2 separate regions of the Homo sapiens genome follow, and region 1 is linked to region 2. Evidence: chromatin contacts called from ENCODE Hi-C or POLR2A ChIA-PET data. All regions are on one chromosome and are shown on one strand. The core of a region is the stretch at or near the end of the contact, and the rest is flanking DNA. Distances in the headings are between cores, read along the strand shown.

The links. A loop is a pair of places that touch in the nucleus more often than their neighbours do. ChIA-PET counts read pairs that join two places held with the same protein, here RNA polymerase II (POLR2A). Pooled maps may share reads with other maps.
Region 1: a pooled map shows a loop between it and region 2 (2.2-fold over the local background). The contact joins the promoter of ZNF425 here to the enhancer-like site in region 2. A Hi-C loop is called at or near these places in 1 of 50 pooled maps. POLR2A ChIA-PET finds 5 or more read pairs at or near these places in 3 of 52 experiments (CD4-positive, alpha-beta T cell, activated T-cell and activated naive CD4-positive, alpha-beta T cell).

The regions. Positions count from the first base shown.
Region 1 is chr7:149,125,048-149,130,761 of GRCh38, forward strand. ZNF425 (zinc finger protein 425) reads right to left here and starts at 1,277. Exons shown (of 4, transcript NM_001001661.3): 1 at 1,149-1,277. The coding sequence starts at 1,166. It also overlaps the pseudogene RN7SL521P and a transcript of ZNF398 not described here. RefSeq lists enhancers at 1-192, 440-991, 992-1,543, 2,207-2,256 and silencers at 702-875, 1,607-2,046.
Region 2 is chr7:148,836,022-148,841,259 of GRCh38, forward strand. All of the region lies in intron 3 of EZH2 (enhancer of zeste 2 polycomb repressive complex 2 subunit), which reads right to left. Among named protein-coding and RNA genes, the nearest start is that of EZH2, 46 kb to the right of the region's middle. Within about 2 kb of position 2,995, at least 3 of the 41 ENCODE cell types and tissues checked have a DNase peak (open chromatin) inside an H3K27ac peak, as active enhancers do.

The DNA of each region.
Region 1 (5,714 bases), core at 27-2,526, 290 kb after region 2:
ATTCCAGGAGATTCCCAATCACTTAAAGAGGAGAGAAAAAAAGAAAGCCTGGCTGTAGAAACAAAGCTTGGAGAAATCAGAAAAGAATCTGTACCTGCCAAAGGAGGGTGGGGAAAAGGAGTGGGAAGCAAAAGGGAAGAATCAAATGCAAATAAGGAGCATTACATTCCTAAGATTATAAAATTTCATTGGGGGCACAAGAAAAACTTGCACACTTAAGCAAGTTATACTTAACTGAATGTAACAGGGTTTCTTGGATTAAGCCTCAGGATACGCCTTTCAAACTCTAAAACCGGTGCTCAAATTTTCAATACTACATTACAATACTACAGCATTTACGGTAAATTCGATTTACGCTAACCACCCAATTCATTTTAAGTTTTCTGTCCTTTCCTAGAGGGAGCGGTCTCCAATTTCTCTCAGTTCCAGCTTTCCTTCTCCTTTTTCTCATCTGCTTAACACTGATGTGCTTCTCTGAAACTACCTTCAGCAGGAGAGCACGGGCCCCAGAGAGACCCCGAGGTTCAGAGCCCCGACACTGAAGGCAGGGACAGCGTTGTTGATCTGAGCCTACAACAGGCCGAGAAACAGATCTTTCCCACCCGGATTCTTTCTCCCAAACCAACTTTTATTTATGTATTAAACAGACGGGGTCTGGCTGTTGCCCAGGCTGGAGGGCAGTGGCTATTCACAGGCGCGATCCCACTAACGATCAGCACTGGGGTTTTGCCCTGCTCGGTTTCCGAGCTGGGCCGGTTCCCCCTCCCTGGGGAACCTGGTGGTCCCCGCTCCCGAGAGGTCACCACACAGATGCAGAACTCAGAGGCACCGCGCGACGGACCTAGCGCATATACAGCGCAGAGCTCCCGGGCTCAAGCGCTGCTCCCGCCTCAGCCTTCCGAGTGGCCGGGGCCACAGACGCGCGCGGCCAAGCCCGGCCAGACCAGCTTTTCCCCAGGTCAATTCCAGAACAGCACACGCAGCAAGACTGCACCTTCTCCAGCCCAGCCCGGAGCTCAGTCCGTGGGCCACTGCCAACCCCCAGGCCCAGGCCCCGGCCGCCCCACTCCCTGGACGCGGACCCCAATCCAGCTGCGACAGGGACCCGAGTTTCGACAGAGCCTGCATCCTCCACCGGCCCTTCTTACCGAAGCCGGCTCGGCCATGGCGGTTCCGCACGAACCGGCCCTGCCTGGCACGGCCTCCCCTCCGCTCCGCCCCAACCCAACTCCCAGGTACAGCCCTGCTGGCCCCCAAAGGCAGAGCCGGCCGGGCGCGGTGCATGCTGGGACTCGGCGCTCGGAAGCGGAAGCCGCTCCGCCCCATAGCGCCCCCTGCGGGCGGGAGGAGCGGCGCCGCCAGAGGGAGTCGGTCCTCAGAGGAGGGGCCCGGGCACCCTCCGTGCGGGCCGCAGCACGCCGGTCTTTGAGGGACCCTTGGACTCCCGGATCTGCATGCGAGGGATGCGGTCGAAGACGAGATGAGGGAGCTGACGGGAGGGGAAACGGAGGGGCAGGTGAACATGGAGAGAGCAGGAACAGGGAGAGAGTAGGGACAGCGACTGGGAGACGCGCTCCACAGAAACCCGGACTGAGAGGCAGCGAGAGGGTGAGAGTCCGGTGCTGTTCCTTCCAAAGCTGCCCCCAAGTCAGGGATGAGCTCGAGGGTTTCGTTTGTGAGGGGGTCCCGGGAATCCAGCGAGGCCGGGTAGGTGGTGGGGGGCGCGCGGTGGCCCGGGGTGTCCGTCCCGCCGGGGGCGCGGAGGCCGTGTGGGCCCCGGGCATGTCCCGTCGGGGACGCGGAGGAGGGGTCCGCCCACCACGTCCGGTCCCCGTGGGTGCAGCGCCCTTCTGGGCTCCCCGAGCGTCCACACTCCCTCCTTGGCAGAGAAAGGCCTCGGGCAGAGACCCCATGCGGAAGCCACCCCGGCCTCGGGGCCGCCTGCGGGGACTCAGGGTCGCCCAGGGATGCGGGCCGGGCACCCCTAGCCCCCGGCGGGAGACTGTGACAGAGCGGGAGAAGACGGAGGAGGCCATGACACAGGGCGTGAGAAACACGAAGACGCAAAAACGGGAGAGGTGGGAAGACGCAGAAGGGGAAACCAGGGAGAGACAGAAAGGAGAGAGAGGGCAAGGAAGGGGGTGGCGACTGTCCCCAGAAAATCAACCTCGCATTCTGTCCTAGTCATGTTTTAGGTGTCAGGCTAAAGTAACAAATGAAAAGTGTGTAGTTAGAAAGGATGTCCATGAGAAAGTAGTCCCTGCATAGGCTGAGGAGCGTGTGCACATCTGTATTTGTCCCGGAATCGTGAAATGTAGATGCACCTTACTGATTAAAGGGTTAAAAAAAAAAAACCTTACATTAAAACTAACGTTTCGGATGGGCGCGGTGCCTCACGCCTGTAATCCCAGCACTTTGGGAGGCGGAGGCGGGCGGATCACGAGGTCAGGAGAGCGAGACCATCCTGGCTAACGGCGAAACCCCGTCTCTACTAAAAATACAAAAAAAAAAAAAAAAAAAATAGCCGAGCGTTGTGGCGGGCGCCTGTAGTCCCAGCTCCTAGGGAGGCTGAGTCGGGAGAGTGGCGTGAACCCGGGAGGCGGAGCTTGCAGTGAGCCGAGATCGCGCCACTGCACTCCAGCCTGGGCGACAGAGGGAGACTCCATCTCAAAAAAACCAAAAACAAACAAACAAAAAAACTAACGTTTCTTTGGGTGTAAAGTTCTATGAATTTTCACATATGTATGTATACGTGTAGTAACCACTGTAACCAGGATACGGAAGAGCCCTGTCCCACCCTGAAACTCCTTGTGCTGCCATTCTCTTCTGTGCTTCATTTGCTTTATGGTCACTCCCTCCGACACCTGGATCCTTGGCAAGGACTGATCTGCTCTTGAAACCTAGTTTTCTCTTTTTAGAAATGGTATATAAATGGAATCATACAGTATGATATAACCTTTTGTGACTGGCTCCTCAAAAGCGTAATGCTTTTGTGATTCATCCATGTTTACGAAGAGTCAAACTGTAAAATATTTAGAAGTTTATTCTGAGCCAAATATGAGTGAGGAAGGCCAAGGTACTGTCTGAAGAGGTCCTAAGAACATGTATCCAAGGTGGTTGGGTTACAGCTTGATTTTACACGTTTTGGGAAGACTTAAGACATCAGTCAATACATGTAAAGTGTACACTGGTTCTGTCAGGAAAGGCGGGACAACTCCAAGCGGTGCTTACAGGTCACAGGCGGATTCAGCGATTTTCTGATTGGCAATTGGCTATCTGAAGACCAGGTTCATAGAAAGGAGTGTCTGGGTTAAGATAAGGGGTTGTGGAGACCAAGATTCTTAGGATGTCTCATAGTGACTGTCTTTAGATGGCAAAAATTTCCTATTTAAACCTTTAAAAGGTGCTAGATTCTCTGGCCGGGCGCAGTAGCTCACGTCTGTAATCCCAGCACTTTGGGAGGCTGAGGCAGTAGGATTGCCTGAGCACAGGAGTTGAAGACCAGCCTGGGCAACATGGCGAAACCCCATCTCTACAGAAAATACAAGATTTTGTCAGCACAGTGGCAAAGACGTTAATCTCAGCTATTTGGGAGGCAGAGGTGGGAGGATTACTTGAGCCTGGGAGGCGAAGGTTGCAGTGAGCACAGATTGTGCTGACACTACAGCCTGGGTGAGAGAGGAAGACAGAGGGAGACTCTGTCTCAAAAAAATAAAATAAAATAAAATAAAATTATATATATATATATATTGTTTGTTTGTTGGGTTTTTTCCAGACGTAGTCTTGCTCTGTTGCCTAGGCTGGAGTAGAGTGGTGTGATCTTGGCTCACTGCAACCTCCGCCTCCCAGGTTCAAGCGATTCTCCTGCCTCAGCCTCCCAAGTAGTTGGGATTACAGGTATGTGCCACCACATTGGGCTAATTTTTGTATTCTTAGTAGAGATGGGGTTTCACCATGTTGGCCAGGCTAGTCTTCAACTCTTGACCTCGTGATCCACCTACCTCGGCCTCCCAAAGTGCTGGGATTACAGGCATGAGCCACTGTGCCTGGCCCTATATTTTCATATAAATATATAATATATACTGCAAAGAAGCATATTTGGGGATAAAATATTTTGATTTCCTTCTTTGTCATGCAATGTTATGCCAGAGTCAGGTTGGAAACTAAGCGGTTATATAGGGTTAAATAAAACCCTTCTGGTGAGATTTTTATAGTTTGTAGGGCATGATTTCCTATGTCCCTTAGTTAGAAATTTGGACAAGAAAGGAAAAAAGGTCACAATTTAGTTGGTATCCATATCATTGTGTGTGAAAACAGTTTATTTTATTTATTTTTTATTGTTATTTTTTTGAGACGGAGTCTTGCTCTGTTGCCCAGGCTAGAGTGCAGTGGCTCGATCTTGGCTCACTGCAACCTCCACCTCCCAGGTTCAAATGATTCTCCTGTTTCAGCCTCCCGAGTAGCTGGGACTACAGGTGCATCCCACCACACCCAGGTAATTTTTATATTTCTAGTAGACACAGGGTTTCACCATATTGGTCAGGCTGTTCTCCAACTCCTGACCTCAGGTGATCCACCCACCTCGGCCTCCCAAAGCGCTGGGATTACAGGCATGAGCCACTGCGCCTGGCCTACAACAGTTTTATTTTAATTGCTGATAGTATTCCATGTTATGATATACTGAAGAGTATTTATCCATTGAAGGATATTTGTATTTTTTCCGTTTTATTATTTTTTATACTTATTTGTTTATTTATTTATTTATTTTTTGAGATGGAGTTTTGCTCTTGTTGCCCAGTCTGGAGTGCAATGGAGTAATCTCAGCTCACCGCAACCTCCGCCTCCCAGGTTCAAGCGATTCTCCTGCCTCAGCCTCCCTAGTAACTGGGATTACAGGCATGTGCCACCACGCCTGGCTATTTTGTATTTTTGGTAGAGACGGGGTTTCTCCATGTTGGTCAGGCTGGTCTCGAACTCCCAACCTCAGGTGATCTGCCTGCCTCAGCCTCCCAAAGTACTGAGATTACAGGCATGAGCCACTGCACCCGGCCTATTTATTTATTTTTGAGATGGAGTCTCACTCTGTTGCCCAGGCTGGAGTGCAGTGGCATGATCTCGGCTCACTGCAACCTCCACCTCTGGGGTTCAAGCGACTCCCCCACCTCAGCCTCCTGAGTAGGTGGGATTACAGGTGCACACCACCCCACCTGGCTAATTTTTGTATTTTTAGTAGAGAAGGGGTTTCACCATGTTGGCCAGGCTGGTTTCAAACTCCTAACCTCAAGTGATCCGCCTGCCTTGGCCTCCCAAAGTGCTGGGATGACAGGAATGAGCAACTGTGCCCAGCCTTTTCCAAGTTTTGGAATTCTGAATAGAGCTGCTATAAACATTTGCATACAGGTTTTTGTGTGAAAATAAATTTTTATTTCTTTAAGGTAGATACCCAGGAGTGGGACTGCTGAGTCACGGTAAATATGTATATTTAATTTTACAAGGAACTAGCAAACCATTTTTAAGAGTGACTGTACTATTATGTGTTCCCCTTGTGAACGCATGAGAGTTCAGTTGGCCCACGTTCTTTATTTGGTATTTTTAGCATTTAAAAAAACCGTTAGACATTCTAATCAATGGTGGTGTTGCTGAAACACCAGGGGTTTGGTCTAGGTGCTGCTGTTTGTGGCTCAGAAAGCCAATCATGACAACAACAAGTGTTG
Region 2 (5,238 bases), core at 1,745-4,244:
GTATCCCATCGCCTCAGTTCTGAGTCATGCGAGAGTCACTAAGAGACAAGAAATAAGCTCTCTGAGGGCAAAAGCAGCTGAGCCAAGTGTGGCTTCACCTCTGTCTTGAAACGATACTCAGCACAGTGTCTCAAAAAAACAGTAGGCACTCAAAAAATGTTTCTGGAATGAACAGACTACACTTGATGATTTTCTCTAATGGAGACTTCAATTTCTGTTTCAAGCTAAGAGAGCACCTATTTAGAAAACTGATGGTCTACCCCCACCTCACTGTATTTCTAGTATCTAGAAACCTATCCCATTCTTTACTATTAACCGTAACTAACAACCATATTCCTTTCATTTATGAAATATTCAAATGCAAAAGCATTTGTTGGTGAAAACAAACGTGGGATTCTTATTTATTGACTTACAGAAAAATTACTCAAAAATCCCAGTTACTTACCAGCAACTTATTTTTCTTTGAAAATGTATCATCCTTGACAGTTTACATAATTAAGTCTCATGTCACTCAGAGTAGTGAAAAGAATTTTTACCTCATGGGTCTCCACATTTCACCTGGTCAGAGCCATGTGTCCTGGACTCAGGAACTTACTAGGAGACCTTTATCAACAAATTAGATTCTCTAATTCCAGTTCCAACTTGAGGATCACACAAGGAAGTTAGAGATGATTCATCATCAATGGTTTAAAAAAAAAGGGGATGGGGGGGACTAGAATCATTACCAAGGATGCTACATTTTCAGAGAAACACAGCTTACTGGTAAGTAACCAGGTTCCTCTGAGGATGGATAGACTTACATCAACCAGCTGGTACAATAGGCGACTGTGTGGCTGGACCACTGGGAGCTGGAGAGGGAAGTCAAGCCAAAAATAGTAGTTGTAGGAGTACACAACCAAACTGAGACTCTTGGCAGAAGGCTGGTTCCAAGTAAAAACTGTGTTATGGAAAATCGTAGAGGGAAGAGCAGGTGAATGGCCTGCAGGGAAGGGAAAGAAATTAACACACCCTACTATGTGCCAAGCACTGTGCTAGAGACTTTACCAAAGTTAGCTTCTTTAAATTTCACAACTACCCTGTGAGGTAGGTATGACTCCCCATTTTACAGTGGACATCCCAAAGACAACAGCCATGGCCGTCCTGCCTCTGAATAATCTTTAACATGAGAAAGGCTAAGTCCAACTTCCATATAGTAGGGGAAAACATACAATCAATTAGCCAAGTAAAAAATATTCTCAGATACTGGTTGGTCCATTTATTTCATGCCAGAGACATAGTAAACTGTTGACATTGTCTAACATCCTGTAGCCTTTCCATGTGACAACAGCGAGGAAGGTGCAGGAAGGTCGGCACTCCAGGAAAGGAAGAGTCAGAAGAAAGCATCAGCTGTCACCAAGTCTAGAGAAAAGCTGGGGGTGATTTCTGAAACTACCCTATATTCTGCAGGACTTGAGGAAAGAAAAGATAACACGCCCAAGTTTTAAATTAGCTAGCCCTTCTGGTGAAAATGACCGTGTATATAATTTAAGTTCAGGCTACTTTTATGCAAAGTAAGTACTGAAGAAAAACTGCAATGAGATAAATAGCAAATTTGGATAAAGTAAAGAGAAGCTCAATAATGGAAGTGAATTCATAATCAGGTTGAGAAGGCAAAATAGGAGAAGGGAGATTGAAGACGACACTTGAAAAGAAATGAGTCGCTCCAACAGGAGAGAGGCAGAAACAAAAACGGAAGAAAAAACCCCATTAAGATATTGACACAGATGTATTTAATGAAAGCAACTAATCAAGTGTTGGAGTTAAGAAATGAAAAAGAGTAATTCATATCAGATTGTAAATTATTTCAGTTTGTGTTGTTCAGTATTTGTTACAGACCAATTCCACATTGGGTGAAGAACCTCTACCCTACAACACAAGGGTATTTGCTTCTCAGTTCACTTTTATCCTGTAATTAACGGTTTCTACATTCCAAGGGGCGGGGAATGATAACACAGCATTTAACATAGGACATTTGGAATACAGTATCGGGAAGTTTAGACTCCTTTTTTTTTTTTTTTTTTTTTTGAGACAGGGTCTAGCTCTTGTTGCCAAGGTTAGAGTGCAGTGGTGCAATCATGGCTCACTGCAGCCTCAAACTCCTGGGCTCAAATGATTATCTCACCTCAGCCTCCCGAGTAGCTGGGACTACAAGTACGTGTCACCACATCTGGCTAATTTTTTTATTTTTTATTGAGATGGGATCTCACTATGTTGCTCAGGCTGGGAGGAAATTTAGATCCTTAAAGCTCTTCCCCGCATCCTACCTTCAGAAGCCGGGCCCTGAATGAAAGGAATCACAAACATGCAAACCTACTTAATCCTAGGTTAAAATCCTGAAGGGCTGTTAAGGTAAATCATTCCCTCATCTGCAGCTTTGCGGAAAAACTCCAGTTTTGCTAAGTACTGGAGATCAGAAACAGAATAATCATCACAGGTAGTAAGCACTCAAAAAAGTACATGAAGCAGGTAACAAGAGTGATGTTCATCCACCACATGTAAATTCAAATTTCTAATTCAATAACAGTCCTGTGAGTAGAAAAAAGAACAATTTCTGTCATTGGGGGAAAAATCAACTAAAATGGAACAGAGAGTATTATATAAATCTATAGTTTATATAGGCTGTGGCAGTAAAATTGTTTTGAAGCCTTGCTTAAATCAGTGGATCTGGGTTTAATACTACAAAGTAGTAGAGGTTCAAGTGAGTGGGCAAGACCAGGCGCAGTGGCTCAGGCCTGTAATCCCAGCACTTTGGGAGGCCAAGGTGGGCGGATCACTTGAGGTCAGGAGTTCAAGACCAGCCTAGCCAACATGGTGAAACCCTGTCTTTACTAAAATACAAAAATTAGCCAGGTGTGGTGGTGCATGCCTGTAGTCCCAGCTGCTCTGGAGGCCAAGGCACAAGAATAGCTTGAACCCAGGAGGCAGAGGTTGAGGTGAGACAAGATGACGCCACTGCACTCCAGCATGGGTAATAGAGCAAAACTCTGTCAAATAAGGAAGGAAGGAAGGAAGGAAGGAAGGAAGGAAGGAAGGAAGGAAGGAAGGAAAGTGAGTGAGCAAGATGGCACAGGCTGTGGTTTCTGAAGGGAAACACTTCAGGTCTTGCTCGAGTGGTAGAACTGCCCAGGAAACCACCAACCAAGAAGGCTGATTCTGCTGATCTTCAAAAACAAGTTTACAACTGCCCCTCACTATTCATTAATTACTCAGTAAATAGTGTTGAAACAACCAGGAAACTAAAAAGAACAAAATTAAAAACCAAATCCCCTACCCATTCTTTACACCAAAGGAAATTCCTGATGGGTTAAATGATATTAGAATATAAAAATGAAAACAGAGAACTAAAGGAAAGATAGGTAGATAATTTATAATCTTGAAGTGAAGAAAGACTTTTGGAACCTTTAAGAAAGACAAAAATTAAAAGAAAAAACTGTATAACCAAGATATATCAGAAATAACATCAAAATGGGGGGGGGGCAATCTGCAAAACATATGACAAAAAAAACTATTTTTTTTTGTTTTTTGTTTTTTTGAGATTGAGTCTTGTGATCTCGGCTCACTGAAACCTCTGCCTCCTGGGTTCAAGGCATTCTCCTGCCTCAGCCTCCCAAGTAGCTGGGACTACAGGCGCACACCACCATGCCCAGCTAATTTTTTTGTATTTTTAGTAAAGATGGGCTTTCACCATGTTGGTCAGGGTGGTCTAGAATTCCTGATCTCAAAAGGTCTGCCCACCTTGGCCTCCCAAAGTGCTGGGATTACAGGCGTGAGCCACTGCACCCAGCCAAAACTAGTATTTGTAATATACAAAAAGTCCTTATGAATCATAAGAAAAGCCCAACCTAATTGCACAAGATCCAACACTGTAACAGCCAATTCACAAATATAAACAAACAGTAACTGACATTTAACTTCACTGAATAATTAAGACACGGTATAACCAATTCTAACAATGTTTTACCTATTGGACTGAAGATTAAGATTGATAATATTGTGTTGAGAATATAGGTAAACAGACATTCCATAAACAGCTGGTGGGGGTGTAATGTAAAACTTTTGAGGGTGCATTTGGTAATATCTGCTAAATTTTTAAACATGCATATCATCTTGATCTAATAATTCTATTTGTAGGAACTTCTACAGAATTACTCAAAAGATGCAAGGATGTATATAAAGTTCAGTACAGCACTGATTGCAAAAGTAAAAATTAAAAATCTAAATGTCCATCAAGAATGGGGCAATAAATTATGGTATATCCATAATGTCAAACACTACATATTTTTTAAAAGAATGAAAATTTGGACAGAGGTTGTAAAGTGATGGCCCAAAATGGAAAGGATGTATATCTGGCCAATAATTTTTAAAAATAAAATATTATTAACCTCCTAGTATATATAGAAAATGAAATCTGAAAGAATAAAAGCCAGAGCAGTTGGACTACAGGGACTTTTGCTTTCTGTTTTACCTATTTCTGTGTTATCTAAATTTTTACAATAATCATTTTACAATGATCTGTTCAGTGGAGAGAAAAAGATAAAACTTTTAAACTAGTTTCATTAGCCCAACAGGTAGTCACATTAGCTAGTATAAAACTGCCTTGTTGGGTAGCTTATGAAATCTGCCCAGCCTTTCCAAAATGTTACTCAAGTGATATTCTTTTATAAAATCTGCTAAGAGAAGGTAAGACAGAATCCTAAGGAGTAAATTTAAGTCAATCCCTATTATAAAGCTAAATTATGGCAAAAGTCCTCGGTCTAATGCAATTTTCTTGTTTCTTCAGAGAATAAAACAATTTCTAACATTCCAGATTAACCAAGCACTTTTGTTTGTTTGGATTTGTTGTTTTATTTTTAAATAGTTGTCAGAACTCGGTTTTGCATTTGGGGAAGATACATGATCTTTATAACAATAATTTATAAAACACAAACTATATATACAATATTCTAGGAGAAAAACTACAAATGAAAAGCAACTTCTGCTAGTTTTATTAGTTGCCTAAATTTGACTTTTTAAAATTCACCTTTTAAACTGAAGATATATAATCAAATTTAAAATATAAACATAATAAATGACATGTATTTAATATATGATGCTATATGAACTCAAATATCACAAATGACCTTTTTTTTTTAAGCTAACCCTTTGGAAAAGCATAAAATGCTTATATTAGTTTCTGCTCACAAGAAAAAAAAAATCCTT